2 separate regions of the Mus musculus genome follow, and region 1 is linked to region 2. The links are chromatin loops, found by intact Hi-C in ENCODE. Cell type or tissue: left cerebral cortex. All regions are shown on one strand. Links, peaks and the distances in the headings refer to the core of each region. The heading gives the core; the rest is flanking DNA.

Evidence for each region. Hi-C counts contacts between places; a loop is a spot of excess contacts. Peaks named below come from ENCODE experiments on the same cell type or tissue, not always from the same donor. Only the 100,000 strongest peaks of a DNase experiment are listed, where the experiment ranks them.
Region 1: it touches region 2 in a loop (9-fold over the local background); 28 of 42 quality-filtered maps call a loop at or near these places.

What each region holds. Positions count from the first base shown.
Region 1 is chr7:62,220,924-62,236,683 of GRCm38, reverse strand. No RefSeq gene overlaps it. Among named protein-coding and RNA genes, the nearest start is that of Gm42395, 81 kb to the left of the region's middle. In left cerebral cortex, for the core only: no CTCF peak of the experiment used is centred there; DNase peaks (open chromatin) are centred at 5,270 and 5,379.
Region 2 is chr7:62,367,568-62,383,327 of GRCm38, reverse strand. It overlaps Magel2 (melanoma antigen, family L, 2), which reads right to left and starts at 6,349. Exons shown (of 1, transcript NM_013779.2): 1 at 1,688-6,349. The coding sequence starts at 5,978. The coding sequence ends at 2,124. The region is part of intron 1 of Gm32061 (predicted gene, 32061); the gene reads left to right. In left cerebral cortex, for the core only: CTCF peaks have their summits at 6,191 and 7,477 (motif pointing right); DNase peaks (open chromatin) are centred at 6,201 and 7,486; H3K4me3 peaks cover 881 bases.

The sequences.
Region 1 (15,760 bases), core at 4,320-6,819, 150 kb after region 2:
AACACTCATAGAGACACAGAGAGACACAGTCAAGAAAACACAGACACACACAGACACATTCTGAGACTCACACATGCACACATGGATATACAGACAGAATCTTATAAACAGGCACACGCACACACACACACACACACACACACACACACCAAAGACACAGGTATATACACACAGATGCACACACACAGACACAGAAAACACACACACACAGAAAATACACACACACATACACACACAAACACACACATGAACATATATACCCACAGATCCAAACACAAATGCATACACATAATTTTGCATACAGAGACACAGAGAAAGACTGATACACAGAGAAAGACACACATATACATAGGAACCCTCACACTAGTATTCATGAAGACACACATATGCAGACAAATGCAGACATACTCACATAGATGCACACATAACTACACACACATTCATAGATACAAACTGACATACTCATACACATATACACAATCACACACACATAAACATACAACCCCACGGAAACAGACATATAAATCTCTTTCTGTCTCTCTCTTTTCTCCTCTCCCTCTCTTTATGCCCTCCCTCTCTGAAAAACCACAAAGAAACATTCTTGACTTCAATTTCTTACTCTTCCCTGATCCTAAGGGAACATATGCTAACCTGGACTTATTTGGGGACTCTAAAAACATACCACCATTCTAGAATCTATTCCTTCTTTGGCCAGAAGCCCAGAGTGGGTTTCATGGATGGATAGGTCCAGCTGGAAACCTATGCTAGGCATTGTGTGTGTGTGTGTGTGTGTGTGTGTGTGTGTGTGTGTGTGTGTGTGTGTTTATACAGGACAGCGGCTTGTGATGATCATGTTAACTATACATGATCCTTAAAGTCATATTTATTTATTAGCCATTGAGGTGATATTTGGTAATATTCAACAGAAAAGCTATTTTGTACTAAGCAGAATATTAAGGACCTTTATCTTCATTGTTATGTATGAGTGCACATAGAGATGAGCATACGCTCTGAAAATTCTGTAACAGTTTATTTGTTTCAAAATATGCAACACACAAATGTTCTTAAATATTTGTGATTGCTTCCAACTCCCTGCAGATAAAGGTAACAAAGCACCCCCCCCCCATTCAGGCTGCTTTAATCTCCCTGTGGGGCTTTCTAATGTAATTTTAAGACATAAAATGTATTCATGATCACACCAATAATTACATGCTTGGAAAATAAAATGATTTTCTTATTCCCCATTAACATTAATTGTTTCCAGAACTTTAGCCTCTGGCAAGAGCCTATCAGTGCCGTAGGGCAGCAATGCCCATGGGACTAAGCTGTTGTAGACTAGGAGCATGGAAATACAAATCATAAATACACACATTTAGATCTTGTGTTGCCATGATTTGATTTTTCATATAATTTGCCTAGTTCCCCATCACCTCAGCAGCCTTTTCTTCCAGTGATTTATAGACATTCCTTCTATAATACAGTTACAAAATTTGCAAAGGTTTCCAATAAGCCTATATGTTATCTTTTTCACTTCTTTTAAGCTACCTTTTCTAGTTCCAGATCACTAGCCTTATTTATTTTTTAATGATATGAGATAGCATTTTAGCTACAGTTTCTCCCAATGGAAGTTAACCAAATGTTGTGAAATGATTTTTAATATCTCAACCATATGCAATTGGGAATTATTTGAATTTGTTTGGATAAATCTCCATGTATACATAGATTAAATACAGATCTTGTTCCTCCCTATCCCTCCTTTTAAATTTTTTTCTTCAACCCCATGAACGCTGGGATTACAGGTTTTTGCCTCTAACTCCACAATGGCTTTTTAAAAAGTGATCATTTATATTTATGGGATGAAAATTCTCTAAATAAGGTGTTTTTTTTTTTTTAATGTTTCCCCAGTTGGCTCCACCAATTCACTTGTGGCAGATCTTCTGACCCCTGTGTAAAAGAGTAAAATTGGAGATAATTAAAATTTGACGGGATACTTTTCTAATTGATTCCTCTTGTCGTCGGAAATGTTTTCAGTGCTATGACGCCTGCTCTCTCCCATGCCAAATGTCAGCCACTTGCCCAAATCCGATGCAGCAACCTTTTCCAAGACCTTTTATATATTATTTCTGTAGATTGCAAAATAGTAGGTCCCAGAGAAAGGTCTAGTTTTTGGCTCTACTGTCCATTTAGACCATTTCTTAAGAATGTGCGAGATCTGGAGTATGAATGATTGCAGATAACGGATTGTGCTTTCAGGGTCCCGAGACACTCGCTCTAATACAGCTGTGTTTTCAGCCTCCCAAGAGTTCCTGCTTTCCCCTCCACCCAAATTCTCAAACATCTGCTTGTAACCAAAGGAACAAATCCTCACTTCCTTGAGGAGGAATGAACCCCTGGCAAATCCAAGTTGGCTGTTTCAAAGAGATTTTTCTTCCCATTTCCTTTATGGTGGTTGGGAGCCTTCTCTAATCATGTTACAGTGCCATCTAGCAACCAGAACAGGAAGTCTCTAGATGGAGTAAAGTGCCTGCAATATAGGCAGCTGCTGATAAAAACAGCCCCCGCACATCGGAAACAGACGAGGGGACGATATGTGAAGCAGAGTATTTAAAAAAAATCATACCAACTACAAATATTTAAATAATATACCACTGTGTGAAATATCCAATACTTTGTGACCCCTAGCTTAACCAGATGAAATCTTTATTTCAAATTGACTCTCAAAAGGAACTGATGATGACTCTAAATACACAATCCTATGTGTCTATGGAAATTCACAGATTGATTTTACATTGTGATTTAAAATTGTTCTCAATTTGTAAAATCTCACAGACCACTTTATTAATCACAGTATGTGTTATAAAGTCTGTGATACCTAAGATCATAGGCACTATGTATTGTAGTCATTCATATATTCATAGAGAACTAGAACATTTCTAATGTTTCTGCTATTGCAAATGATGCTGACAATCACAAAATTTTTAGTTCTTTTTGGAAAAAAATAGACTGGTGCAGAAGCAAAATAGGATATTTTACATTTTGCAATGTATTGTAAAAGTCTTTACTTTTAGAGGTTTCTATGAGATCACAAAAAACAATGGCTTTATTATAGACTTGCTCTGATTTCAAAAAAGGAAACTCGGAGGCCTCTCAGTCTCGTTCCTTTATCTGGACAACTAATCCCTCGAAACCCTCTCTGTTGCTGGCAAGGGGTGAACATTTGAGGACTTGCCTGTGTGATTCAGACACATGGAGACCAAGATATTAATGATGAGGCCGCCGATTGTGAAATTAAGCACTTCCAGGGAAAGTAAGTTTCATGGCCATGTGTATCCACGTTGCGTTCCAAGGAAGTGAGGGCCCGGGAGCTTTGTGATGGAGAGCAAAGAAAGCAAAAGCAAATGGAGCGATTCATTGTGATCACCTTGCTGTCTGCCAATAAAGCACTTCAGAAGTCTGTTTCAGAGACTAATTGTTTTGCTTTTCGCCTTTTCTTTTTGTTTTGTTTTGTTTTGTTATTTGCCTTTCATTCTTCCTAACACTATTCATAGTTCCTAACCTGTCATTTCATTTTAAGATCCTGCTATTTATTTATTTACTTATCTATTTACCTAACAAAAATCTCTTAAAACTCTGATGATTATATGATCCTGTTTTACAAGCTTGGGGCATGTTGGTGTGTAAAATAAAGGTACCTGCTTCCTTGTAGATTTTAATCAGGCTCTCACCAGATTTGCATGTTATGTTTATTAATACAGTGAATAAAAAGCGATACATAAAGCAGACCAAAAAAATCAAAGCACACAGAGGCAAGGTTGAGTGCGCCAGATGTCAGAGGCTTCAAGGATAATCAAGGGAATCTGGATAAGACATGTTTGACTTGAATTTTGATAAAAAATTTACAAGAGCTGAGTCAATCAATATAAGTGGAAGATGGATCTTCCTAGGCAGCAGACAAAACACTCCCGAGTATTCGGTAACTGAGAACAGGGTCTCTGTGGCTGCGAAGCAGCTCGAGTCAGAGGGTGATGCACACAGTGTAAAGTATGATTTTTCGGGCTTCCACTCGGGGTAGCGTTTTGAAAGGGGATTGACTTCAGTGTGACTCATTCTGCTGTGAGGATTGTATGGGTGTGGGGAGACACTGGGGTATAGGCAGGAAATCGTGTTAAGGGGTTATTTCAGATGCTCGAAGTGGGTGTGATGGATTCAGGTCAGGTTTCACCTATGGGCCGGGTTCTTACTTGGTGCCTTTTTTACTTTGACGGAGCTGTGGGGTTATGTGAGTTCCCGACAGAGGTGTGAAAGAAAAATCTATAGTAGCTCTATGTAATGTTCCAGTAACAGTGTTGAGCCTCAGTAAGTATTAAAATAAGGTGAGAAACAAGTGCTTTGCTGTACTCCCAGATCCGTGCTGTTCAGAGAAGCCTTGTTTAGCAGGACTCTGGGGCAGGATACTGAAGGTGTGGCTTGGATCACAGCCAGATTGAAACCAGAATGTTTAAACTTGAGTCTACTGGGAAAATGTGGTTATTAGCCCGAGCAGAGGGGAAAATTATCAAGGGAAAAACTGTGCAGGCATTTGTATGTAAGGCTAGAGTTCAGTAAGCAGGGCGGCTGTTCTCCTTGCCTGTCCTCTACCTTCAGACTTGGTTACAAATGAAGTCTTTTCTTCTCCACCAGGCTCTCTATGACTTTCCTGATTTCCCATACCAGTGAGTTATTACAATTCTGTGGAAGCTCAAAGCCTAAATCGTGTACGTTTGTCCAAAGTTTAAATACTGATAATACTGATAACTCATGATTTAAGAAAGCGAAAAGTCAGAGGTCAATTGCAAATGCCATTTCAAGGCCGTGAGGCTGAATGCGCCTTGAAGTCACTGAAGGATCTGAAAACTTGATTTCAGAAAATTGAGCTAATCTGACCTTGGCTAATTGACCCAGAGTTAGCTTACTTCCTTGCTTTAAACTGTCATCCTGGGGTCAGGGGCAGGTACCTGGGTTCTTTCCCAGTAACTGAGAACATTTCAATTACATTTCTGTAGGGAATCAGCCTCTCACAGCCACCATTTTACAAGCTCTCACCACCCGTTATGGGCCTTATCTAATGTCAATCACCTGAAAAAAAAACAAGAAGGGAGGCGATGGGCTCAGAGCAGCTTACAGACTTGGAGGAAGGGAGGGGGTGCTAGCACATGCGCACTCCTTCCACCGCAGTGCAGGGGTCTGCTCAAGAGGGAGGGGGATTTCTTGGCACATGCGCAATGGAAACACACTGCAGCAGCTCCCTTCTCTCGAGGAGGGGGCTTCCTGGCGCCTGCGCACTCTTACTACAGCATTGCAGAGTCTACTGTGCGACTGCGCCAGTTTGTCAGCTTCTAGAAAGATCTAGGGCTAGACAGGGGCGGGGGGCAGAGAGGGAGTTGGGCTGTGGCTCTTTGCTCCAGCCCCTCCCTTTGCAGCTCTCAAGCCACAAGTGTTCCTTTGCTCAGGTTACTGCGCCAACAGGCGGCTGCTGCGTGGAACAGAAGAGGCCCTTCTGTCCCCTGACAGCTTCTGACTGCAGTGTTTGTTAGGGCTTGGAAATGTTGGAAATGTGCTGTGTGGGTCACCAAAGTAGAATTCGAGTCAAATAACACATCCTAATTTTGGAAAGAGCAGCTGCATAGGAAATTTGGGTGCGTTGACAAGCTGAAGGTGAGCTGCCTGGGAGAAAGGATTACCTCAGCATTTGAGCCTGATGCCCTTCAGCCTGCCCCCAACCCAGGACTCTATCCCCTGGGGCCTCAGCTCCTTGCTAGCCATCTGCATTAGAGCAACACTGTTAGAAATGCAGATTCTCAGCTCACTCCAGTCAGAAAAAGAAATCTGAGAGGGCCCACCCTGGTTTTAACAGCCTTGGGGTGTTTTTGATCTATATCTCCAGATAGACACTAAGGAGAGAATGTTGAGTAAACAAAGGCCTGACTGCATCCCAGGAACACTGCTTCCCAAAATCTGACCCTCAGGTCCTACTCTCCTGCGGCTGACCAGAACAGGAGATGGGTCATTTGAGCAAAGCAATGTGATGGCCTTGAGCCTAGCACAGGACTTGGTCTTTCCAAAGACTGTTTGCTAACAGATACAACATAAAACAGCCTATGTGCTTCCTTCTCTCCATATGACATGCAAATAAATAAATAAATAATAAAAAAGGAGCCTTTTAAAAACAGGGAGTCATTCTTGGAAAGTCTGTCACTGTCCACTCCTTGACTTAAGATACTCACAGCCTAAAGCCAACTTCAAATTCAAATTCACCCGACCGGACAGGAAAGTTAGCTGACTTTTTCCATACTCTGAGAGTCACAAAGGAAAAAAAAAAAAAAAAAAAAAAAAAAAAAAAAAAAAAAGCAAAGTTCAGATTCTGACTTTTTAATGTGTGTAATAAATTGGTGAAAATTCAGTCAGACTTCAAATTAGCTGTATTTTGTATGCATGTGCTAATTTTAGTCTGGACTGGGGTGAAAAAAATAATGAACGTGGAAGTTATTCACATGTTGATGACTTTAAAGCTGTAGTATGTAAGTTTTCCTCGTTCTAAACCACAGTAGAAGCAATGAGGTTTTATTACAAATTTCTGGGATTTTGTTTGTTTGTTTTAGCTTGTACCTGAAAAGTAGTTCTTCCATACATTTTGTTTCCTCTCATTCTCATAAACCTTGTTTATGTATTGAACAGTTTGTTTCTAAGCTCATCTCTACATTTTGTTGTATTTTATGATACTTAACACCACCAAAAAGTCTACTGACTCAACATTTTACTTGAAAGCCATCTTGCCGTGGGTCATACATCATAGATAGGTACTTCAATTCTTTATCGGTGATGTTTACCAGATTTTTGTTTTCTAACCTCTAGTCAACTGAAATTTCTTTATTTCCTTGGGTTTTTCTAACACTTTTCGTTTGCTATATTTTCAGTTTATTCCATCCCATTCCAAAGTCTGTGACACAATAGCTTCTTTTTTATGAAATGTTTCACTTCGGGAAGTATGATCATATGTGTGTGTGTGTGTGTGTGTGTGTGTGTGAAAGAGAGAGAGAGAGAGAGAGAGAGAGAGAGAGAGAGAGAGAGGAGAGAATATGAAATATCTATGATATTCACTTTGCCCCAACTTCTTACTTCAAACAGCACTCAGCCTGGATATGTGCTGAGATTTCTAAATTAAGTTGACTCTGATGAGAGTCCAGAGAACCTTCTGGGCTTAATATCCTAGTGCCACGTTCTAGAAAAGAGATCACTCCTCAGTGTCAGGATTCTGAAGATTCCCAAAGGCTGTTGTCTTGCTTGAGCCAAGAGCATGGCTGAGTGTGAGGGAAGGAACACTTAGCATTTGGATTCTGCACTTCTAGACTTTTATTCTTGTGCACTAGATGGTAATTATAAACACATACAGTATCAAAACTCAATAATTACTGAAACAAAAAGCATTTGATCTTCTGTTCTTTTGACAACAAAACACAATTTAAACTTTTTTGTTGAGTTTGTTATTTTCTGTTGAAAACAAATGTTTTATTTTCCTGGATCCTGTACATTGTGGTTTTTTTTTCCCATATTCCTTGAGCATTTGTGTTTATTTTGTACAAATGTTTCATTGCATAAAATTGCTCTATGCTCCCTGAATTGGATGGGTTGTTATTTTTAGAAGTATTTATAGAAATACTTTATGGATTCTATACAACAAGGCTTTGTTCATTACAGGTCTCACAGTTGTTTTTTTTTTTGTTTGTTTGTTTGTTTGTTTTTCTTGATAGCATGATCCTCTCTATTTTCCACAGGATTTTTGTATTAATTGAAATTTATTTTGTGAATATGTGATAAGACAGTCCTTTTTTCCCCCTAGAGGAAATGAATAATAAGTTATTCAAAAATTAAACTTTGTTAATATCTAATCTGAAACATAAAGGAGATGCTATATTGGATTTATATTATTTTCTTTACAAATATTTGTCATATTTTTACCTTATACCCCACTTCCTGTTATTTTCCCTATATACAATTCTTCTGAATTCGTTCACATGTAAAAACAATGTCCACATATTTACATCAAAACATTGAAAATACAAGGGGTATGAATGTTTTAACTCAAAATCTTTCAGAGTGCCTTTCAAGTAAGACATCTCTTTTAACCACACTTCAGGCAAACTAGGATTGATTAAATTTTTCTGGAGACACACCTGTTTATCATGTACTTTCTTTTACTGGCAGAATTTCATGACTTTCTAACCCCACTGTCATTTCTTCTAAGGTCAATGCTGTAGTCATTCTGTAATGAGGAGTGTTTCATCACCTGCCTTTCATTGATTTGTGAGTATTCATACACAACTCTCATTTTATTCATTGAGTTAAAATATGTTATTTTCAGTATCAATTTGAAACACACAACAGTGTCCCAGGATCCTATTCAGAGTAACATATTGCATTTACTTATCATGGCACCTTGAGAATGTTCTAGAAGGCCAATTCTCTGTTTCTGATTTTGTTGCCTTAGTAAGTCTCTAGCAGAATCTTCTGCAGAAAACCTCTCAACCAGGACATATTGGGTATTACTGTGATTTCACTGAACCTCTAGTTAATAAAGCCCTTAAACTCTACCTGGGGAATTTACATTAATCTGTTCTTGAAGAAGGTTTGATAACCCTGACAACTCTGTTTTTAGTTTTAGTTAAAATCTACAGTGTGTGAGAGCTGACAATATTAAAACATGTACAAAAATCCCATAAAGCAATTCAACATCGCCATCTGCCATCCAGAAGTGGAAGTACAGGGTTATGCCCAATCTTATGGCTGGGAATCTAGACTCTCAGTAGTAAGATACAAAGAGTGATTAGATTCTGGAAAGAGCCCAAGAAACTAATGCTGATGGACACCAGTAAGGAGCAGATTTAATATAAATTAATTTATTTCTAAACTATAGACATATGACTGACTCTAAGGACTCAGGTATTTGAATTTTTATTTCAGCACCAGATTGGGTATGTAACGGAAATCCTGGCTCCAAAACAACAGATAACGGTAAACCAGAGACCAGGAAACAAAAGCCAATAAACCTGAAACAAAGGAATAGTTAAGAGTTTGGCATATAGCATTCCTTTCTATTTACTTGCACATGTTTTTAAAACAGGAACATGTTTAAAAAAAAAAACCTTAACAATGTACTCAACTTTCTATATCCATCTATAAAGATGCAGTCTGGGAAGAGGGCATCTCAACTAGGAATTGTGTTCAGCAGGTTGGACTTTAGGCAAGTCTATGGAGCATTTTCTTGATTCACAGTTGATCAAGTTGGGAGAGTCCAGCTCACTGTGAGAGTTGCCACTCCTAGGCTGGTGACCCTAGGAAATATAACAAAGCAGTCTGAGAAAGCCATAGAGAGCAACAAGTAAGCACTATTCTTCCATGTGTCAGTTTCTCTCTCCAGTTCCCTCTTTCAATTCCTGTCCTGGGTTCTCTCGGTGGATTGTGACCAAGGATATGTAAGACAAATGTTCCCTGTCTTCCTTAAATTTGGTCATCTTGTTTTACCATAATAGTATAAACCTTACTTATGACTGAACTCAATTAAGTCTACATATTTCTAAGCAATTGTCATGAACAATTCTATAGCTAATATATAAAGCTAGCTATATTTGATAGTCAGTGTTTGATATGTAGAACCTTGCTGTATTTTTCTTATCATTAGGTAGACATGCTTTATTTTTTATTTTGTGATCTTAAATACAAATGTCTCTTAATTTATTTGTGAACTAACAATATATACTTGATTTATTTTTTTTCTGTTTCACAGAAAATACAGTCAGAAGTATTATTTTAAACTACATTCTTGTAAGCTTCATTAGTAATAAAATTGTTGATTCCCTAAAAGATCATTATGACATTAATTCTATATTAAATGATGATATTAAATCAGTGTTTAGGCTTCAACATTAGCAACTCTTCTTGTAAAAGCTAGCACAGCTTGTCTAATATACTTATTTAGCATTAAATGCCTACTATTCCTGCTCCTTATTTAGTTTTCTCTTTGGTAAATTGTTTTAACATTTTAAAAAGCATTCATTAGTAATGTGAGATTATTGTGTCAACATGTATATAAGACTACAAAGATATAAACATTTTCCAAATGGTTAACTGTTTTTAGTTTTACACTATCAATTACTTACCAATAATTTAATAAATTGTAAATATTTCTGATTTCATGTAACCAATTTACCTCTCAAAAATATACAAATGCTACTTTAACTTAAAACATACAGTATTAATTACATATATAATGTATGATAAAAAGGTAGGAAGTTGATATTATTTTACAAATATTTGAAAATACCCACATCTCTAAATTACTAAGTATGAATTTCATTACTACCTTTCTTTGATTTTGTAAAAAATAAATTCAGTGAACATTAGGAATGGGAGTTGCCTCCAAGATGTGAGACCTTGGAGGTTTTTTGTTTGTTTTTGTTTTATTTTTCCATTTTCTTATTTTACTCCCTAAATATTAATTATACATATACACGTGTCATTTCTGTATTTGGTAATCCAAAAGTTAAATGCCTTTTAATTTATCAATGGACTGGTACATACTTGATTACTCTAAGTATTTTTTGTAAATTTCATACTTCTTTTAAACTTCACTAATAATAAAATTGGTAAGAACCTAGACCATCATGAGATAAATAATTAAATGTGAAGTGTCTAAAATATGTTTTAAGGTAAAAATAACATTTGCATATTTTTGCTAGAACGATTTTACATATTTTTCTATTAAACTATTGGTTTACTAGAACTTAATGTTTAGAATTTTAAAAGAATCTAATGGTTAAGCATAATAGGCTAAAACTAAGTGGAGGTAAATATTTGGGAAATAAATATACAATTTTTATTTTAACATTCTACCATTATTGATGTATATGTATATATATTTTTGATTCCAAAAACTTTGTAAAAGTTCTTATGACCTGTGTAGTCTATTTTCTTAACATTTCAATTTTAGAAAATTCAAGATCTATTTGTAAGACAAAACAAAACAAAACGAAACGAAATAAAACAAAATAAATATGTAGGAAGTGTGAAAACGTAATGTTTCCTTAAGGATGAAAACTTCATTGTGCTTTGTGCTCCACAGATGGTTTTCAGTTAATTTGGGGTGAATTTAGTGACTGTGTAGCAGATCCTTCCTGAACTCCTCATCTGGCCTCTGCAGTGGCCCCTGGGGACTGCTTAGTACCAGTGCACCAGGCTGGTCATTAATGCTTGTGAGCTGGTAAGTGTCCGGACCCTAGCCGGCTTAGTAGCAGGGAATGGTGGGAAAGTCACGTGTTCACAGCACAAGGAAGGCATCTGGCAAGGGCCAATCTTAATCTGGCTCTTCTGCATCAGCTAGGCAGCCAGGTGTTCAGCATTTGCTGGTCTCTGCAACAGCCTAGAAGTCTACACACAGGGGTTTTAGCTTCCAGTTCCCTAGGTGTTTTTCTTCAGTCTGTGGCTGAACCTGAAACTTCCCACAGATTCTTACCCCTGCATTCCTTCACAACATACAGAAGATAAACTTTTTTCTCCCCTTAGAAAACGGATATACATTTCATTATTTATCAACTTTATATTCATGCACAAGTACATAAAGTGCATATAGTAGTAGTATCTGCTCTTCTTTCTTCTGTTGGTCAGCATACTTTAAAAATTTTTACAATTCTTAATTATTTTCGTTTTCTTTTTTTTTTCTTTTTTTTTGCTTTGCTTAACAGCAAGACTATCTTAGTTATACCAAGGAAGTCACGACTGATTTCCTTTTCTTTACATTGTAAACAGTTAGTTGCTACTCCGATTTTTATCATTCTGAATTTAAAGAAATAAATGAATGGAAAAGACAAAAGGAATCAGAAAAATACTGAAATCAAAATCTTTTATGGTATTTTGGGTTTGTGTCCATCTACAGCCCTGGAATTATGTTTAAAGTGTTCAGAAGTATATGCAGGTACTCATTTCACTATGTAGGCTTTAGCATTTTTGAAAAAATAATAGAATTCAAATTTTATATAGAAAATAATATACAATGAAAAGTCACAGTCTGATCATTACATTCTGAATTTCGTAATCACATGTGTCTTTTCAACCTATGTTTGCAGAGTAAGTGTATGTATTAATATTGATGTTTTAAGTTACAAAAAGATGTATACAGGGATCATCAAGCTAATTTCAGGTAGATATATTGTGCCATAGCACAGTCATACATTACGAGTTCCCCTCTCGATTGGGTAAAATTTTTTTATTCAAAAGCCAAATGTGTGAGGTGTACCCAGTTCTCAGTTAGGAGCACTAATGATGCACTAGGCAAATAACTTGAAAGGCTCAAGAACATTAAGTGATGACAAAAGACTATATTCTTTTACCATCTTTTCCATTGCTTTGCAGAAAGCTTATTCTTACTTTGCTATTATCCTAGAGTTGTTTACTATGTATATTTAGATATTAACAAGCAATAGATTTTTTATAATATTTAGAAATATACTTTACAAACATGCAGGGATATTGTTACCAAATTACATCATTATTTGATTAGCATATATTTGTCGTTTTTTTTTTTTCATTTTATTTGGCTTAGTTTGTGTCTATTTTTGCTTCAATTTGCAGATTGCAGGTATCATACTGAAATACCTGTACATTTATTTGCACTACAAACATATTATTGTGTACAGCTTAATTTAGAATCTAATTTCTAGGTCAACAGATGGACACTCCTCAAATCTTACTATATATGAGCACATGTGAACCAAATCAGTATTAAATTTTACTTTAATAGTATCTTACACTATTGTATATGGCAAAAGAATAAATTTTCATATCCTAAGTATTCATATGTAATTTACAAAGTATATTATTCAGTCATTTTACGTTAGCAACAATTTAGGTACTGCATAGTGCTTTTAGCTATGCTTGTCTAATTTCTTTGGTAATATATGTTTGCAGGTGGCTGACTAGAAGATTCACTGGAAATGCATAGTAAACCAGAGAGGTAAGGACAGAAAGTAACAACAGAGGAATAAAAACTTCTGTATGAGGAAGAACACTGATAGAAACATTCCAGGACTGAAAAGGAGCTGGTGGTGTGAGCGTTGACATGTAAAAGAAGCTAATCTGTTAGGGTTTTGTTGTTTCCCTGTTTGTTTTTAGAATTCTTATTGTCAAGAAAGTTTAAACCCTTACTTCAGTTTTTTTTTTTTTTTAAATAGCAATTCGTCCCTCTTGGAGTCTTTTCCATCATAATCGAAATATAGACATTATTCTGAGGAAAAAGGATATCTTATTCCTTTTACTTTGGAAGGTGAGATGTCAGAAGCAGGAGGTGTGCACCATAGATCTTGTTAGATTGCATAGATTGCAGGGGTTCCTTAAGTTTTCTTTTACTATGTATTTCTTTTTGAGATTATGATATAATTACAACACTATTCTCTTGCTTTTTCTCCCAAACTCTTCTATATACTCCACCCTACTCTCCTTAAAGTTTGTTGTGTTATTTTTCATTAAAGGCTACACACACACACACACACACACACACACACACACACACACACACACACATATTATAAAGGTTATATATTATATATAATCTTTTATATTATACACCTTCAGGGATGACCAAGTTTTTAAATACATCTGTGTTATTTAGGCATGTCTCAATTAAATGTTGAGTTTGGCACAGAGGATTAGAATCACCTGTTATTGAATCACATATGCTAACAATTACTTGCTCTAGTATACATTATTCAATAAAAACTTTTTGATCAAATTCTGACAAGTAAGATTGGCATGGTGGCTTGCAGCTATACTTCCAGGACTCATTAGCCTGAGGTAGGACGATATTGAGTTTTAGGGTTGCCTGGTTTACTTTGAGAGACTTCATCTGATGTCCCAAGTTCTCAGTGAGCGACTATGTTGCATACTTATCAGTCACTATATTAGAGATTATGAGAAGTTTCCCTGTTATTGTCAAAATGAAAACAAATCCTAAGTAACGATAACATGAGAGGTCACTTTTACTAATACATATGATGTCACTCAATTTTAAGCATGAGACCTCAGTGATATCACATGTCTTTCTTCTTATACTTCACTTTTGTCTGATTTTAAATTCTTCTTACTATCTACATTCATGAATTGTACATTTAGGGTATTCACCTCTCAGTTTGTCACAAGTCATGAGTAAGCAGACAGATTGCAGAATAATTCCTCTTTAGAATTACTCTTAAATACGTTCTTGGATGAATACGGTAACTCATAGAACTACTTAATTTCTGATAAGGCCATTGTGACGCAAAGGTTTGAATAGTGAAATAAGGAGTCTTGGCTTTGCAAAATTATAGATACAATATTTTCTAGAAAGCATTTTGCTTCCAGTTGATATCCTAAAGTTACAAGATGCCATCATACTATTATACTTAATAGAAATACTAGGAAACCAAACATGTAAGAAATGTGTTGGTTCCTGGAACTTAGCTTAGCAACACAGTCAGAAAGCTCTTCTTAATGGAGGCTCACTTTAGGAACCATAAACAGTTCTGGTGCTTTCTGTATGTATTCTCCCAACAAGATCATTTTGTGTAACTGTAGGATAGTGCTCCACACAAAGAATTGGTATTGATGAGTGAAAATTAACCAAACTATATACCGTTTTCTTTCAACAATTTAAATAAACTATAAAATTGTATCACATGGACATATTTGTGTCACATGTATATGTGCAAAACCCTTTTCTGCTACATGGATTTATTACTATCATCTAACTCTCCTGACCATCATAGATTTATTCTCTGTAAATCTATTTTGTTTTTAGATTTTAAGTTAAAGCATCAATTTTCATAGTTTGCTTGATTTTTTTCAACATACTTATTATCTGAAATACATTTTTGAGCTTCACACCTCCCACTCACTCCTCCCTGTTTTTCTACTGTCATAGTTCTTTGTATATTTCTTCTTATTCTTCTCTTCTGCATATTTTCTCTACCTACACTTTCTTTCAAATTTGGTGGAATGTGGAATGGTCAGTTTTGCTATTAAAAAAAAAAAACACTTCTGAATTGGAAGCAGTAGTATTTACTATTGTTTAGTTATGTAGGGATTTAGGTGTAAGACCACTACTATTTTGTATTTCAGCCTGAGTCTATTTGCTGACAGATATTATTCTGAACAAATGGTACTATTTTTCATTTCTCTCTCCTTCCTTCCTTCCTTCCTTCCTTCCTTCCTTCCTTCCTTCCTTCCTTCCTTCCTTCCTTTTTCTCTTCCTCTCTCTCTCTCTCTCTCTCCTTCCTTCCTTCCTTCCTTCCTTCCTTCCTTCCTTCCTTCCTTCCTTCCTTCCTTCCTTCCTCCCTCCCTCCCTCCCTCCCTCCCTTCCTCCCTCCCTTCCTTCTATGTGTTAGATTTACATAGGTTGATGTTTTCTTAAAGGAGATGGTCCACCTTATCAAATGTTCCATGTTTAATTGAAAGATGTACTAGATGAAGCATAACATTTTGTAGGTGACAATGAGATCAAAATAGTAAATAGTATAATTTTAACATTCTACATTATTATTAGTTTTTCTCCATTTCACTAAGAATTTCAATATTATATTGGAATTTCCAATTAAAACTTTCAGTTCACCTCAGATTCTATTAGATTTTAGTTTGTACATTTAAAGAATCATTGTGTGGTCCTAGATAATTTTGTCTTCTAGGCCCTATTACAAAGGAA
Region 2 (15,760 bases), core at 5,252-7,751:
CTCCTTCCATGGGTGTTTTGTTCCCAATTCTAAGGAGGGGCATAGTGTCCACACTTTTGTTTTTAAACTATATTGTTTTATAACTATGTAGGAACTCACTGTCCATGAAATATAGCTTCCAAGTTACATGATGCTAGCTTTCAAATTTAAATGTATGGAAAATTTTCTGTAGTACCCACACATAAACAAAACAGATTTTTAGAAAAATATTGAAGTGGCCATAAAGATTGTAAGTTTCTTGTGCCATTTTATAGTCTCATCACACCTGTTCATAGCCAAGACATTGCATAATTTTATTTTGCCAAACATTGAAGATTGGGTTCTGGCTTTCAGTATCCTCTTATCTTCCAAACTTTAGTAAAGGTTGGATATACAGTGGGTCCTTCATATATATCCAGGTAGGTGAAGGTTATAGTATAGGGGCCAATTGCCATCCACAGTTTACTCTGTAATGGCTGGATACACGTTATCACTTTGTTCTAAGTGGCAGTGTAGCAGCACCAAGGACAGTAATCCTTGAATGAGGCTTGGGTTGGACATGGGGAGTTGTTTTAGCTTAATGACCACATAAAAGAAAAAAATTGTTGGGTACAGACAGTAGTAAAATTATGGGTAAGGCCATGAAACAAAAAGTGCAGCCACCTGATTATAGGGGTGTAAACTCTTACAGGAGAGACAATGGTCTCAGAAATAACTGTGCAACGGCTAGTTGGCCAGTAGGTGGCAGAAAAGTTCTATCATTGCTGCTAGCCGACCCTGCCCTCTGCTTTTCAGGAAGAATGGGAAGACATGGGGTTGGGTTTCTTGATTCAGACAGAGCAAGAGGTGGCAAAAGCAGAACCCTCATGTCCCTGTCTAAAAGCTGTGACCTTCAGCCAGTCTTTTCATGTATAATTACATTCATATTCACATGAATTCATTGAATAGAACAGCCAGGCTGGTCAGCCCTTTGCCATGGTTCCTGTAACTAAAGGCTGGTTGTAGGTATTTAGCCACTTTCTTTCAGAAGTTTCCCAAGAAAGTGCCCTGCAGCGGCTCACCCTCCCTTTGCAATGGCCACCTGTAATCTGCAGAATGCTTAACACCTTAAACCTGATTTCTTTTTCCTGGTAGGATCCTGATACATTAGAGGGCACAGGTATCTGGTATCACCTTAGTGTGTTGATGTGTTCCACATGTGTTCCACATGTTCTACATGCAGCACAGAAGGATCTCTTTGGTGGTTTGGTATGGCTACTAAACCTGCATTTTTATGGTCCTGTGGGAAAGTGCCCTCCTTTTCCAAACACCATTGAGATTTCCTGCTTGGAATTGTAATTTTACCAGCATGCCACCATATATGTATTTTAATTAACCTGTTTGTGTCTTATAGCCTCACCTACAAGCTAGATACAATGTCTAACTTGAACAGTTATTGTAAAAATTAAATCAGAGGGGACTCCCACCCCCTCTTAGCTTGCCGCGTCTTACTTGGGAAGTTTTACTTTCACTTTAAGGAGATCTCTGGCTTCACCACCCACCATCACTGCATCACTTTTAGGATGAATGGAGTACTCTTCTGGGAAGCTGTCAGCATCCACAGGTTTTACTATCACTGATAGTAATATTGGCGTTTGTGCGTAAAGCATGTTAAAGTGTGGCTCCCACCTCCCTGGTTCAAAATTAGAATAAAGACAGACACGTTATGTTATGCTAAAAGTATATTTATATAGTATAGATCTTTACTTTTCTCCAGACAGTATTTTACCGATGAGTCATATTAACATCCAAAAACATTCTGATTTTACATAAACAAAACGAGACAAATAAACTGTCATTTCTTTTCACACACAAGGCAGCACAACTCTGATACTGTAACATTACAATTAGTACACCAAACAGGGAATCACAGATCTCATTTAAAAAAATACAGACACCAAAATACAAAACAATACAGCAGCCAGTTTAAATCAACATTTCACAAAACTGTACAAAAGCTTTGGCAAATATAAAAACAGGCTGTAAAATTTATACACAGAGAACAATACCAAAAAACACCAGAAAGCACAATGTCCCCCACCCCCCATTGTCTTTTGCCTTTGGCTTTGGACCCACAAGTATAAAAATCATCTTAGTAACGTCTATTAGTGAGGATGGGGACTGCTGGTGGGGTCGTGGGCATCATCATCGCTGTCATGGGACTCTTCGGCGGCGGCATTTGCGTCCTTGTATTCTAACTCTGCCAGTGAGTCAAGGTACTGGCATGACCAGATCTGGGGCTGGTTCTCGTAGAGTGCGGCCAAAAATCTCAAGATGTGCACCCTGTTGGTTTCGAGGAATGCCCGGGGCCCCCAGAGAAGCTCGTATTCTGCAGGCTCAGTGAACGGGATTTGCCTGTACTCTAGGTACCTGTGTCTCACAAACACACTGGTGATGAGCTTCTTTGTAATTCTGAAGAGACCACTTGTCTCCTGGACATCCAGCCCTAGCTGGAACAGAAAACTAAAGAGCAGATTCTCCCTGATACAGTAGCCTTTCATAAAGATGAGGCTCAAGACCACCATCAGGAGGCTGAACTTTGGCCTCTCTAAATAGGATGCCAGCAAATTACACTGAGGGTACGCCATCTTGTTGACGATGATGTAAGTGTGGGTTTTGGTGTCAACTTCCTTCAGTTGACAACCAAAGGTGCACTCCAGCTTAGTGTTGGCACGGTTGATGATGTCTAAGCTGTCGTCTTTGTATTCTCGGATGACAACATTTACCATCTCCGAGAGCTGGACAGGCACCTTGGCTTGGTCTTTGACCAAGAGAAACTGCACCAAAGCGTTTGCTCTCTCATCTAAGGGAGATAAGGGCTGACTCTCCCTATCAGGGTCCTCCTGAGCAGCACTGGATCCCCGAGAGACGCTTGGGACCTCAGAAGCCATCCATGTCTGAGACCCACCCGAGTCACCACAGAATTCCTGGTCCCGTGAAGTGCTAGGGCCCTCCAAGCTCCTTGGCATCCTAGAAGTGTTGGGGCACCCCCAGTCATTCAGGCCCTGCGGAGTGTAGAGGGATTCCCGGTCCCCCAGGAGCTGCATAGCCCTCTGAATCTCCCAGTCAGAATGACTGGGATTGCCCCAGGTTCGGGGCCCCCGCCAGTCACGTGAGGAGAGCCTGTGGCCACAGTTGTCTTCTTTGGGTTCCAGATGCTTCTTCTTCCTGGTGGCTTTGCCGGGGCGTCTTGGCGGCTCTGAAGACTTAGAGGCCTCTGCAGCAGTGGCACTTGCCTGGGGGGCAGCTGCTGCCACCATCAAGATGGCAGGCACTGACTTACATGCTGATGAGGCATTTCCATCTGGATACGGAACCCAGGGAACTGCAGGCAGGGCCTCTACGCAGGCATAAGGATCCTGCAGAGCAAATGGCAGTGACTTTGGGCTCTCTGAGGCGGCAGATGGACCTCTAAAGGCATTAGAAGAGGCAGGCTGGAAATGAGAGGTAGATGGAAAGACCCTTGAGGTGGCAGGAAAGGTCTCTGATGTGGCAGGCAAGTTTTTCCAGGCAGTTGGCACGTATGCCCTGGATGCTGATGCCCCCCTTGGAGCACAGAAAGTGGCACCAATGAACATGCGCTCTTTTGGAGGACCCTTTTTGTCCCTTGCAGGTGCCCTACGTTCCCTAGGAGGGCCCCGAGGTTCTAGAGAAGAGGGGCCAGGTTCTCCTGATGGAGCCATACGTGATCGAGTGGAGCCCCGGGGAAAGTTTGCCAGTGTGGCAGAGGCTCCAGGCTGGGCCTGCAACATGGGCAGTGGGCCTTGCCAAGAAGGCTGCAGCTGCACTGAAGGCAGTTCTGCCTGCAAGCCAGAGGCTTGGGCCTGGTGGGTCGGCAGCTGAGTTTGCAGTGCCTTGGAGGAGGCTGGAGCTCCCTGAAAGGGCTGCTGCTGCTCCACATGGGCGATCTGAGTGGCCTGCTCCTGGGCCTCCTGGGCAGACACAGGCTGCCAGAAGTGAGGAGGTACCTTGGGTGCCCGCCAGCCCACTGCCTGGGCCTGCTGTACCTCCTGGAACTCCAATGGCACCGGGAGCTCCTGTGGCACCGGGAGCTCCTGTGGCACCGGGAGCTCCTGTGGCACTGGGAGCTCCTGTGGCACCGGGAGCTCTTGTGGCACTGGGAGCTCCTGTGGCACCGGGAGCTCCTGTGGAACCGGGAGCTCCTGTGGCACCGGGATCTCCTGTGGCACCGGGATCTCCTGTGGAACCGGGACCTCTTGTGGCACCGGGAGCTCCTGTGGCACCGGGAGCTCCTGTGGCACTGGGAGCTCCTGTGGCACCGGGGCCTGGCCTTTGGGGGCCTGCCAGATGATGGGTGGGCAATGCACAGTCCGGGGAGCAGACTGAGCAGCAGCCTGGGGTACAGGAATTGGGATAGACAGTTGGGCTGGCAGTACTGTCTGGGGCACCTGTGGGCCTGACTGTGGCACCAAATGTATCTGAGCAACTGGTGGTACTGTAGACACCTGGCCTGTTCCTGGTACCCTCGGGAGCAGTAGACGAGCCTGTGGAGCCTGCCGCAGTGGAGGTGGGGGTGGCAGGACCTGCCACAGCTGAGGCTGGCTTGCTATGCCATGTGGAGCTGGTCTGATAGGGACCTGTCGGATCAGTGGTGGGGCTTGCCTCATCACAGGTTGGATCTGACGGATCATAGGAGGTATCTGGCGAAGCAATGGAGCTGGTCCAGGTCGAATGGGTGTGTGACCAGTACGAATGGTTGAGTGCCCTTGGCGCCCAGGTTGAGTGGCCTGCCAGGCTATTGTGGGGGCCTGCCAGGTCACCTGTGTAGCCTGCCATGTCAAAGGCGTTGCTGGCCACCCCTGGGGGGTCACCTGCCAGTTGGGTGTGGTGGCTTGCCAGCCTGGGGGTGTGGCCAGCTGTACCTGGGGGGCTTGTGGTACAGAGGGAACCTGTGGAGGAGCCCTTATGACTTGAGACTGGATTTGTAGGATCAAAGGCTGACCCTGTGGGGCCCAAGTGGCCAGAGGCTGCCCAGGGGGCAGCACTGTCTGAGCCATTGGTGCTCCTGATACTGGAGTCTGAATGATTGGACCTCTGGCACCTGGAGGATGGATCATCACGACACCAGGACCTGGAGGCTTGGCCATCGGAGTAATCGAAGGTGCAGGCTGGGTCATCAAGGCAGCCTGTGGAGGTGGCTGGACCATCGGAGCTCCCGGAGCAGGCGGCTGGACCATCAGGACTCCCGGTGTCAGCTGCTGGGCCATCAGGACTCCTGGAGTTGGCTGCTGGGCTATCGGTGTCCCCGTAATGGGAACATGCGGCATTGGAGTTCCATGTGGTCCCCCATGGACCATCGGGGCTCCATGAGTGAGAGGATGCACCATCGGGTTCCCCGGTGGAGGATGGGTCATAGGGTTCCCAGGAGGAGGATGGTGACCCATCGGAGTCCCAGGAGGAGGTGGGTGGGTCATTGGGGTCCCAGGAGGAGGAGGAGGAGGAGGGGGAGGAGGAGGAGGAGGAGGGTGCGCCATCGAGGTCCCGGGAGGGTGTGTCATCGGGGTTCCTGGGGGAGGAGGATGAGCCAAAGGGGCCCCCGTGACAGAAGGATGTAGCATCAGGACTCCCGGAGTTGAAGACTGGGCCATGGGGGCTCCCGGAGGGGGCTGATGGACCATCAAGACTCCAGGAGTTGGAGGCTTGGCCATCCCCCCTCCGAGCGGTGGAGCCTGGACCATTGGGGCCCCTAGACCAGGAGGCTGGGCCAGCTGAGCCACTGGGGCAGGCAGCTGGCCCTCCGGAGCCTCCCAGGCAGGTTGAGGAGCCTGCCAAGCAGCCATGGGAGCCTGCAAGTCCACTGGAGGTGGATCCCAGGGGACAGGAGGAGCCCGGGAGGAAGCAGGCGGAGCCCGCATCAGAACCGTAGGGCGGCTATGGACTGCAGGCACTGGGGACTCCGGAGGGCTGGAATCCCCCAGATTCGTACTTAGCTGCGACATGTCCCTTGCTTGACTGGTGGTGGCCCGTCTCCGGTTGCTGCGCTTTTTCTTCCAGTGCTGAGCATGCCGACGTGGCTGTCCAGGATCCCCCTCCAGCTTGAAGGCTGAATAGGAAGCCGGTGCAGACTGGCGTGTTCCGCGGTTCTCTCCGCAGCTCTCAGCGAGCGCAGCTGGGCTCTCTCAGCAGCTCTCAGCAAGCACTACCTGGCTGGCACCGCAACTCTCAGCGAGCGCTGCCTGGCTAGCACCGCAGCTTTCAGCCAAGTGCTACTGCCTGGCTTGCTCCGCCACGCAGCTCACAGCTCTCAGCTCACAGCTCGCAGCGCAGCTCACACAGAGTGTCGGCTGGCTCTGCAGCTCTCCGCAGTAAGAAGGAGGGGGGAGGGGGCTCAATCCCGCCCCTTCCCCGCCCCCGACCACCACAAGTGGATTGTTCAGAGGGGCGTCTACCAAAGTCCCGACTGACTCAATATCCCTTCTCCTGCGGTATAGATCCTCAACTAAGCTAGTTCATACTCTTTAAGCAAGAGTTTATATAGGCAAGTGATAGGGACAGATTTACGGTTCAAAAAAAATCACTGTGCTGCATTATGAAGTGGGAATAAACCACTAGCAACATGGAACATGTCCAAAGGTGGGGGTAGTGGTGTGGTCTGAGCTCAGAAACGAAGTACATTGACGTAAGAGGGACTGGGGAGCTATTCGAGACAGCTATTACAATTTAACGAAGGTGTAGAAAAAAATGACTGTATTCAGGTATCTGTCTCGGGTGTGTGAATTTCCTGGAGTAGTTTATTCTGTCAAGTAACTGAAGGGCAGGAAGCACATGCAGGGTAAGGGGAGTTGATGAATATTTGCTAGGACATGAGTCAGTCAACCCAGGGATAACATAGGTGGTCTATTATAACTGTATTCATTACGAGGATCCGAGAATCAAGTTTGCCCATTCTTTATCAAAACATAGTAGTAGTAGTGGATACAATTGTTTAAAAGTGTGTTCAGAGGGGGGAAAATCTAAACTCATCTAGAAGAATACTGACTACATCGTAGAATCGGGTAGAGAAAAGACGAGCCAATTAGAGAGGAAAGAAAAGGAACCTTGGAAGTAAATTAACAGAAATTCACGGAGGCAGAAGTTTAAACGCGGGAAAATCAACTTCTAAAGTGGGTGAGATGAGACAATAGAGTGTGAAAGACATCCTGAAAATAACAATAATTAAAAAATGAAGCAATGTGCTGGAAATTAGTTCTAGAAAAATGGAGAGTATAAGAAAAGTTTTCTGGAAAATCAGCTAAAAAATGGACATATACCATGTTAACAAATAAAGAGGTACCCATCAAAATTACTGCATATTGGTATTCTTTCTCCCCAAAATTAAGTGGCAATCTCAGTTTAGGTCAAGTTTAGTGGTTTATAGACGGTAACTAGCATTATGATTCCTTTACAAGGAGTGGTTTGCAGCCTAGGGCAGTCGTCCAAGGTGAGGAAAGAAACCACTAGGGGGCAGAAGAGAATGTTGAAGGCTGTACCCAACTCTTAACATACCTTCAGCACATGCTCCTAAATAGTTTTGTTGTTGTTGTTCGTTTTTAACTGGTGGGCCATAAAGAAGAAATATGCCCCAGGATGACTGACCGTTTGTTAAATAATTATGGCAGAATTTGGGGCTCATATTTCAGAGACCATCCAGTCTTTGAAAGCATGTTACACCAGAGATTCATGACAATCTCTCACTTCTATGTACATGCAAAACAAGGTTGCCTTCTAAGCAGAAATGACTTTCCATAGAATGAACACTTCAATGTTGTCATGATTTTCAGTTTTATTCTTCACCTCAGGTTCATAGCCCCGATCTCTACAAGAATTGTGAAATCGGGGGAATACAATCCTTTGGGAAGAACCTAGAATAAACACAGAACCCCTTTGCTCTCTTTTATGAGATATGCCACATGGCCATTTCTAACTGTGGGTGGTTTGAGGAAAACAGGCTCGTTTTCCTCATATGTTAACTCACATAAATGAAGACATCAGATTAAGTTTTCCCACTAACCATTTCTTTTCTAGAATGGTGACAGATTTGGTTTTCAGTCTGCCAAAGTGTAGGCCATCACACATGGCAAATGGTGTTCATTAGGGAACGGTTATTCTCTCTGATTTCGACATCAATGAATAGTTCTGCCATATCACATTGACTCCCACTAAACCTGCTGTATGGAAAGAGCATCTAATTATGTCAACAGACAACATACAAGCCACAAAGTAATGATTAGGAATAGTTCAGGGTGACAAAGAGAAAGACGTAGTTATAATTAGAAGCAGATGATAAACATCTCACAGCCTGTACAGTGGCCACTCCTTGGTAACATGTATCAACAACAGAAATGCGTGAGCATGGAGCATGCGTTGGTAGTAGATGGGCTGGTAATAGTGGGTACTTCCTCAAAATGCAGATCTGTAAATGCTGATCAGTTAGTGCTCTGTGGTTCAAGTCGTACCCAGGCGCCAAGAAGAGTAGGATTCCCTCTGTAAACTGACCATATTAAAACATAAAAAATTCAAGCATCTCCAGACTAGAGAGCCATATGCACGGCAAATTTGAGTTCCTTTTTTTTCCCTTGTGAAATCTTTCAGCTTCCAGAGTCCCCCATTAGCCTTTTATGCAAGTCCAGTTCTTTTCCTCAATAACTATGAGTTGCGCATTCCTCTTCCTCAAGAAGAGCTTGAAAATTCAAGAAAATTCATAGAAAACACAATGGAAATGAATATAAAACATTCATGGAATTTTCACATCTGTCTGTTCCTTCAGTTGCATAAGTTAGTGTATAATAGATGTGAGGAAATAGTGGGAAAAAATGGAAGAAAGAAGATTTACCCTTGCATCATAGGAGCAGTGTTTGATTTTAAAGCTTTCAGGAGCTTTGCTTTGACACACTAGTTAACATTGAGAACACAGACCAGTCGGTAAGGGGCTGTGGACTGAATCTGTAAGATTTCAACACCAAAGCTGACTCCCTCGGTCTCCTATTTAGGTGGTAGAGTTTGTATAGATACTCTGAAGTGAGGGAAGTAAGTTGTGGTTTTCACAACTCAAAAATCACTTGCTTATGATACATTCTTTGCCAAACATCCAGTAGATGCCTAGAAATGTGCTATATATACAACTATGTACAAGAACCTCAAGGCAAGATTTGATTGTTCATTCCATACAGATACTAATGTGATGATTTTAGTGTTACTGTGGAAAAATGTATTGATCATAATTGACAGAAATAAACAAGTATTCACTTTGTTTGGAACATAAGTAGTGTGTAACTATTATGATAAATGCATCTGTGAAATGAAACAACAACAACAAAAGAAAGACTCTTGAATACTCTTCAAATAGATCAACTGTATAAGAAAAGGAAATATATCCAAGATACCAGACATAAAAATAGTTGAAAGAAAAATTATAAGGTCTTCATTAAGATGGGAAATTATTATTTACTTAATGATTGTTATTTGATAAAATATTGCCCTCAGATTCCTATATATACTATTTGTTGTTTAAAATATTTTTAAGTATTTGGTTTCATTTTGTTTACAAGTAGTGTAGGATCAGAATGTTAATTTACTTGCTTAAGATTTAGCAATAGATAGCAGAATGCAGATTTTTTAATATAGCAAGTTGATAGCCAAAGGCAGCAGTCTTAGTCACTAAAGCAGGGATGCACAAACCCTGAAGATTTACATGTAATTAACATACAATAAAATGCACAGATTTAAGATAATTTTAATTAGTTCTTTCGAGTATCATTTAACATTCAGAGGGATATTTTCATCATTAAAGAGAATTCTCACTTGCCATTGTAGCCATTTTTCTACATTCAAAAGCAAAAATTTTCTCTTCTGCCTTGTGTTTAATTTACTTACTCACTAAGGCAGTTTTCATTTATAAAAGCCACCAATAGGTATATGTTATTTATTTTTAAGATTCTGTTGTTTGGTGAACTGCAAACATTTACCTATTAGAAATTTGTTTTCTAACTCTGAAATTGATAGAATTGTATTTCCTACTCCATAAATCATTTACTATAATATTCTAGCATCTGGGGTAGTCATAACTCAATGTTATTAGTAAGTTCCATTCCTTGTCCTTGGTAACATATGCTTTCATTTATTTTAGCTAAATTACTAGGAGTGAGGGGTGAGGTCAAAGGTCTGGTATTTGTTTGTAAGATTCTGAGTCACTCTCCAGAGTTATGTTAGGACATTTTATACTCTCAGAACATAAAGAGAGGTCAGATACTCATATCATTGCCAAATTCTGTAACTTTAAATTTGTAAGTTCCTTCCATTTTAATGATGGCATTGCAGTGAAAGTAGAAATGTGTTTGTATAATTCTATACTCAGATTGGAAAATATGAGTGCCACATTCTTGTCAAACTGATACTGAAGGACATTTTAATTGTCATAATAATTATAGATACTTATTAGGTGTGTGTGTGTGTGTGTGTGTGTGTGTGTGATAATTAGACGCATCTACAAAATCTGTAATTACCAATTAAGATTAATTAGCATTTTATCTCCTTAACTAGTGGTTGTTTCGTTATATTAAGAACCATAGAATAAATTCATCCTAGTTTTCTATAAAAATGTGGCAAATTATTGAAACTAACCCACATCCTAATGTACAGCACAGTAATAAAGCTTGTTATCCTTATCTAACTATATTTTGGTACATGCCATCTCACTTCTATCCCTTTCCAATCTCCATTGTGACACAAGCAGCTATTATCATACTCTCTAGGTCTATCACAATAAACTTTAAAGTTCTGTTATGGACAGAGAACAAGTATTTTTCCTTTGTGCTTGGGCATTCATTCCATACAGTTCCATCCATGATGTAGCGAATAAGTCTGTCTGTCATACAAACCCCGGCTGAATCCCACTTTGTGTATATACCATGGCTACTTTTAGTGTTTCAGCTTTTCTCTATGACCTATCTTTAATTCCATTATCTGGGCGTTAAGAACAATTTGATAATAAACATAGGTGTGTGCATTTCCTTTAGTTGTTGTTTATCTAGAGAGTTGATCTTTCTGCAGTCTGGCAGGCCTGAAATGCATGATAAAGCTCAGGTTAGCCTTTCATGACAATTTCCCTCTTTCAGCCTCATGAGTTTTAGGTTTATAGACATGTGATATCACACCTGGATATCCACTGAGTGTATCAATTTCCTTTCTTTGCCAGTATATATCTAAGAGTTAAACTGTGGGCTCATATGTTCTACGTGTGTTGACAAAATTAAAGTTGTATGTGTTCACCATTATAACAATTCATTCAATAGTGACATTGTATCTTATATAACTGAGAAATATTTCTATACCATGCAAGTCTGGGAAAGAACACTTGCAGCTATTCACACAATGACAGTGTAGGTGTCAGATATAGTCTCGCAAGTAGGAATGACTGCATGAACATTAGTAGACAGAATATTTTGCTGTCTTGGAAACTCCTTCTGGTTCCTCCTGCAGAACCCCTGGTAAGTTTTAGGGTTCTATTTTTCTTTTTGTCTGTCTTCACAGTGTGCCTTTTAAAATATGTTATATAGTTTTAGATTCTTCTGTAAGTTATCAGCTCAAGAACTTTTCTAAAGATACCGACATCAGAAGAACATGCAACCTTTCTCATTGTCAACATCTTCCACTAAGGCATCATCTGTTACAATCAATGAACTTGTATTGAAACAGAATTCTAACCTGAAGTTTCATAGCTTGTACCAGGTTTAACTCTTGGTATTTTTTATGCTATGGGTTTTGACAAATGCTAAGTATCATATGACCATCAGTACATGATCATAGAATGTGTGATGTTTCTCCTCCTGTGCCTGGCTTATGTCACAAAATCTAGCGTTTTGGGAAACCAGTGGCCAAAACTACCCCAGTAGATATGAAACTCTACGGATGCCTCCACTCCTTGTGTGACTTTGGAGCAAGTGCTTGCACATAGCACATTAAATATTCTGCATGATGTGGACAATCTCTTGATGACTTATATCCCATACAATGTAAATAACATAGATTGTTATAAACTACTATTTATATAACAATGCCCTAGCATCCTCGGTTGTCTTCCTGTTTATAGTTTCCTTCATGAATCTGTTTTTTCTTATGATGTGTGGGGAGTGTGTGAATGGCCATATGAAAGCACACACCTGTGTTCACTTGTATATGTATATATGCACACAAACTATTACACAATTTTCTGAACTACATGTAAATTCTTTAGATCATTTTAGTTGTTTTTTTTTTCTCTTTTGTTCTGTATTTTAAAGTATTTTGCATGGATTAGACACAAATCTTTTCTTATATGTTTATTTGCCTGGTGATATTTTAGGATCAGATGATGAAGATGTTTTGTGTCTAAAGACCACCTATAGAATATATTCTTAGAATGTTTCATGTTGCTGCTTACTTTCAAATCAGGTTATATATTTTCATTGATTCCAGAAAAAAACTCTGTTCTTTATTTCATCAGTTGAAACTTTGGAAGATTTTGGTTTCCTTTTGACAGGGTATCTCCACATATCCCTGGCTATCCTGAAACTCACTATGTAAGTCAGGTTGGCCTCCAACTCACAGGGATCCACTTGCCTATGTCCTCTGAGTTCTAGGATTAAAGACTTGTGCCACCACATTTGGCACCTTTTTTTGTTATGCTTTAAAATATGCTTTTTGAAAATAATATACTTTTCATTAATTCTTATTATGTTACCACCTTAAAACATCCAGAAAATTTTAATTAATTCAAAACTATTTAATAATTTCCTGTGTGACTTCTTTGACTCATGGGATATTTCAAATTTTATTAATTACCAGACGCTTCAACATTTTATAGAAATTTTAATCACACATCTTTCAGTGTAATTAGATAATATGTACAATTTGGTCATACTCATTCAAAAAATATATGAACTTCCTGCACTGAATATACTTTGAAATAATAGTAATAATAGTTTGAAACCAGCCTAGGCTTCAAATGGACTCCTGTGGTGAGAGAACATTCTAAACAAGTTCTGAGTAGGTTGTTCTTATCTGATAGTTTCACTTTACTTTTTAAATTTTTCTTATGGTTGCTTGCTTACTTATTCTGAGATGTATAAATACGTGTGTGAACTTGTTTATTTCTCCTACTTATTTTGACTATTATACTTAATATGCTATTAACTCGTTTGGTGTGTTGTCCACATTGCATATGATTATGTCCTTCCATTTGACCTCTTAATTGGTTTGAAATGCCCTCTTAGATTTGGGAGTGTTTATGGCTTGAAACCTTCTCTGCTTGACAGTAAAAGGGCCACCCTGGCTTTCTGGGGCTTGGTCATTGTATACTTTGTTTATTTACGTCCTTTGCTCAGTGTTTTACTGTCTGGAGGTCCGACTGGGTTTCTTTCCCCTGTCAATTAAAGAATTAAGAAGAAAAATCTCAGAAACAGCACGCAGCAGTAGTTAACAAACTTCATTAAAGTGAAGAAACACATACTCACAGAGACAAAGAGTGAGGCACACAGTAAAACTCCCTGTAGAATGGAGGGTTTAACTGGTCTTGGTGGTTTAGGATGAGTTCTATTTCCCATTTTTTTTTCTCTTTTTCTTTTTACACTTCAGATTTTTTTTTTTTGTTTTTGTTTTTGGTTTTTCGAGACAGGGTTTCTCTTTATAGCCCTGGCTGTCCTGGAACTCACTTTGTAGACCAGGCTGGCCTCGAACTCAGAAATCTGCCTGCCTCTGCCTCCCGAGTGCTGGGATTAAAGGCGTGCGCCACCACTGCCCGGCTTACACTTCAGATTTTATTCCCCTCCCAGTCCACCCTCAGACTGTTCCACATTTTTTACCTTCTTCCCACCCCCTGTCTCCACAAGGATGTCTCCCCAACCCAACTAGACTAAACTCCCTGGGGTCTCCAGTCTCTTGAGGGTAAGGTGCAACTTCTCTGACTTTGGGAGGGTTTTAAAAAATGCTCTGAGTGCAGCAGATCTTCTGGGATGTCTCAGGATATGGTGTCATCAGGGGAGCAGACTAGCTAGCAGTCTGACCCAGCAGCAAGGGTATTTCCCTAATTTTAGATGGGTTAAGTTTAAATCAGAAAAGGTGAGCTGAAATGGGGAAGCCCCCAGCTTCAGGAAACATTCATTTATGATGGTATAGAGTAGGTGTCCTTCCCCATTTTATGGTTGTTGTATTTTGACAAAGAAAGAGGAATGGATCAGCCCACAATTTCAATTAAAGATGTGCAGGACTGGCCTAGAGCATACCTGACTTGCCTACACTGGTCAACCGGAAGGGAAAACCATCTGATGGAAGAAAAGTCTGCCAGACCCTTTTATTTTCAGGTTAGCTGGGTGAGGAGGAAGCCAGAAATGTGACTTCGCCATTATCTATCTGAAGCTGATTTTCCTATTGCTCTGTCAGAGAGCTGAGAAGCTCCTAGTCTGTCAGCTGAACACATATAAGCAAGGTGTATATAAAGTACCTGGCTTAATGATTCTTCAATTCATAAATCTTCAGCTCTAAAAAGGTGAAAATATTACAAACATTATGTGAAAACAGTGCTTTGGCTTCTGACATTTCATCTTTTTACTGTAATTTTTGTTTTTGTTTTGTTTTTGTTTTTGTTTTGTTTTGTTTTGTTTTGTTTTGTTGTTTTAGACAGAGTCCCTCCGTAGAACCTTGGGTGTCCTAAAATTCACTCTGTAGACTAGGCTTGTCTCTAACTAATTGATATCCACTTGTTTCTGACTCCTGAAAGCTGGGATTAAATGATGTGCCACAACCATCAGGCATTTTACTGGAGTTTTGATAGGTGTGCGATATTCTTCTACAGGACTGGGCAGTAACAGGTAGTTGTAAATCAGCCATACAAGCATGAGGGAAGATGAGCAACAGATACCCAATACAGTGTTCTCAAATTCTCACATTTTGGATTATGTTTTGTGTAATTTTGTTCTTTTTTATGTCTACAAAGAGTAACCTCATATGTTATATACATAAAATAGTCAAAACTCTCATAGACAGGTTTTTGTGTCAGATGACAATACGTAACTAAAGGCTGTGCTAAGTGTTCTGAGAACATTAAAGTAGGCTACTGTGGTGTCATTATGTTCACAAATGCTAAATATAGTTTTCAAATCATGATACTTTCCTGTATACACTGGTTATCAGTGCATAATCCCACATCTAGCCCAGGATTATCTAAATGTTTTCTATTTCAGAGAGAAAGAGAGAGAGAGAGCGAGACAGAGACAGAGACAGAGACACAAAGAGAGAGAGACAGAGACACAGAGAGAGACACAGAGAGAGAGAGAGAGACAGAGAGAGAGAGACACAGAGAGAGAGAGAGAGACAGGGAGAGAGAAACAGGGAGAGAGAAACAGAGGGAAACACACAGAGAGAAACAGAGAGAGAGAAACAGAGAGACAAACAGAAAGACAGAAATAGAGACAGACAGACAGGGTAGGCAGACAGAGACAGAATAAATTAGTTGAAATTTGTAGGTGGAGTCTCAGCACGCTTAGGGCCAGTACAACCTGTGGTTTAGCTCCAAATTGGTCTGAAGATACAAGAACCTCCAAACTTGATGGTGCTGTTGCAGTTACAATTAGGCATGTACAAGACCCACTGCAAACTAACCTTTAGGCTGAATTTAAGGCATCCTAGCATGAAGCCCAAAAAGCAGAAGGAATTCTCTCCTCTTAAACAGAAAGGGTTTGTCTTTTTGTCTATTCAAGCCTTCATCTGG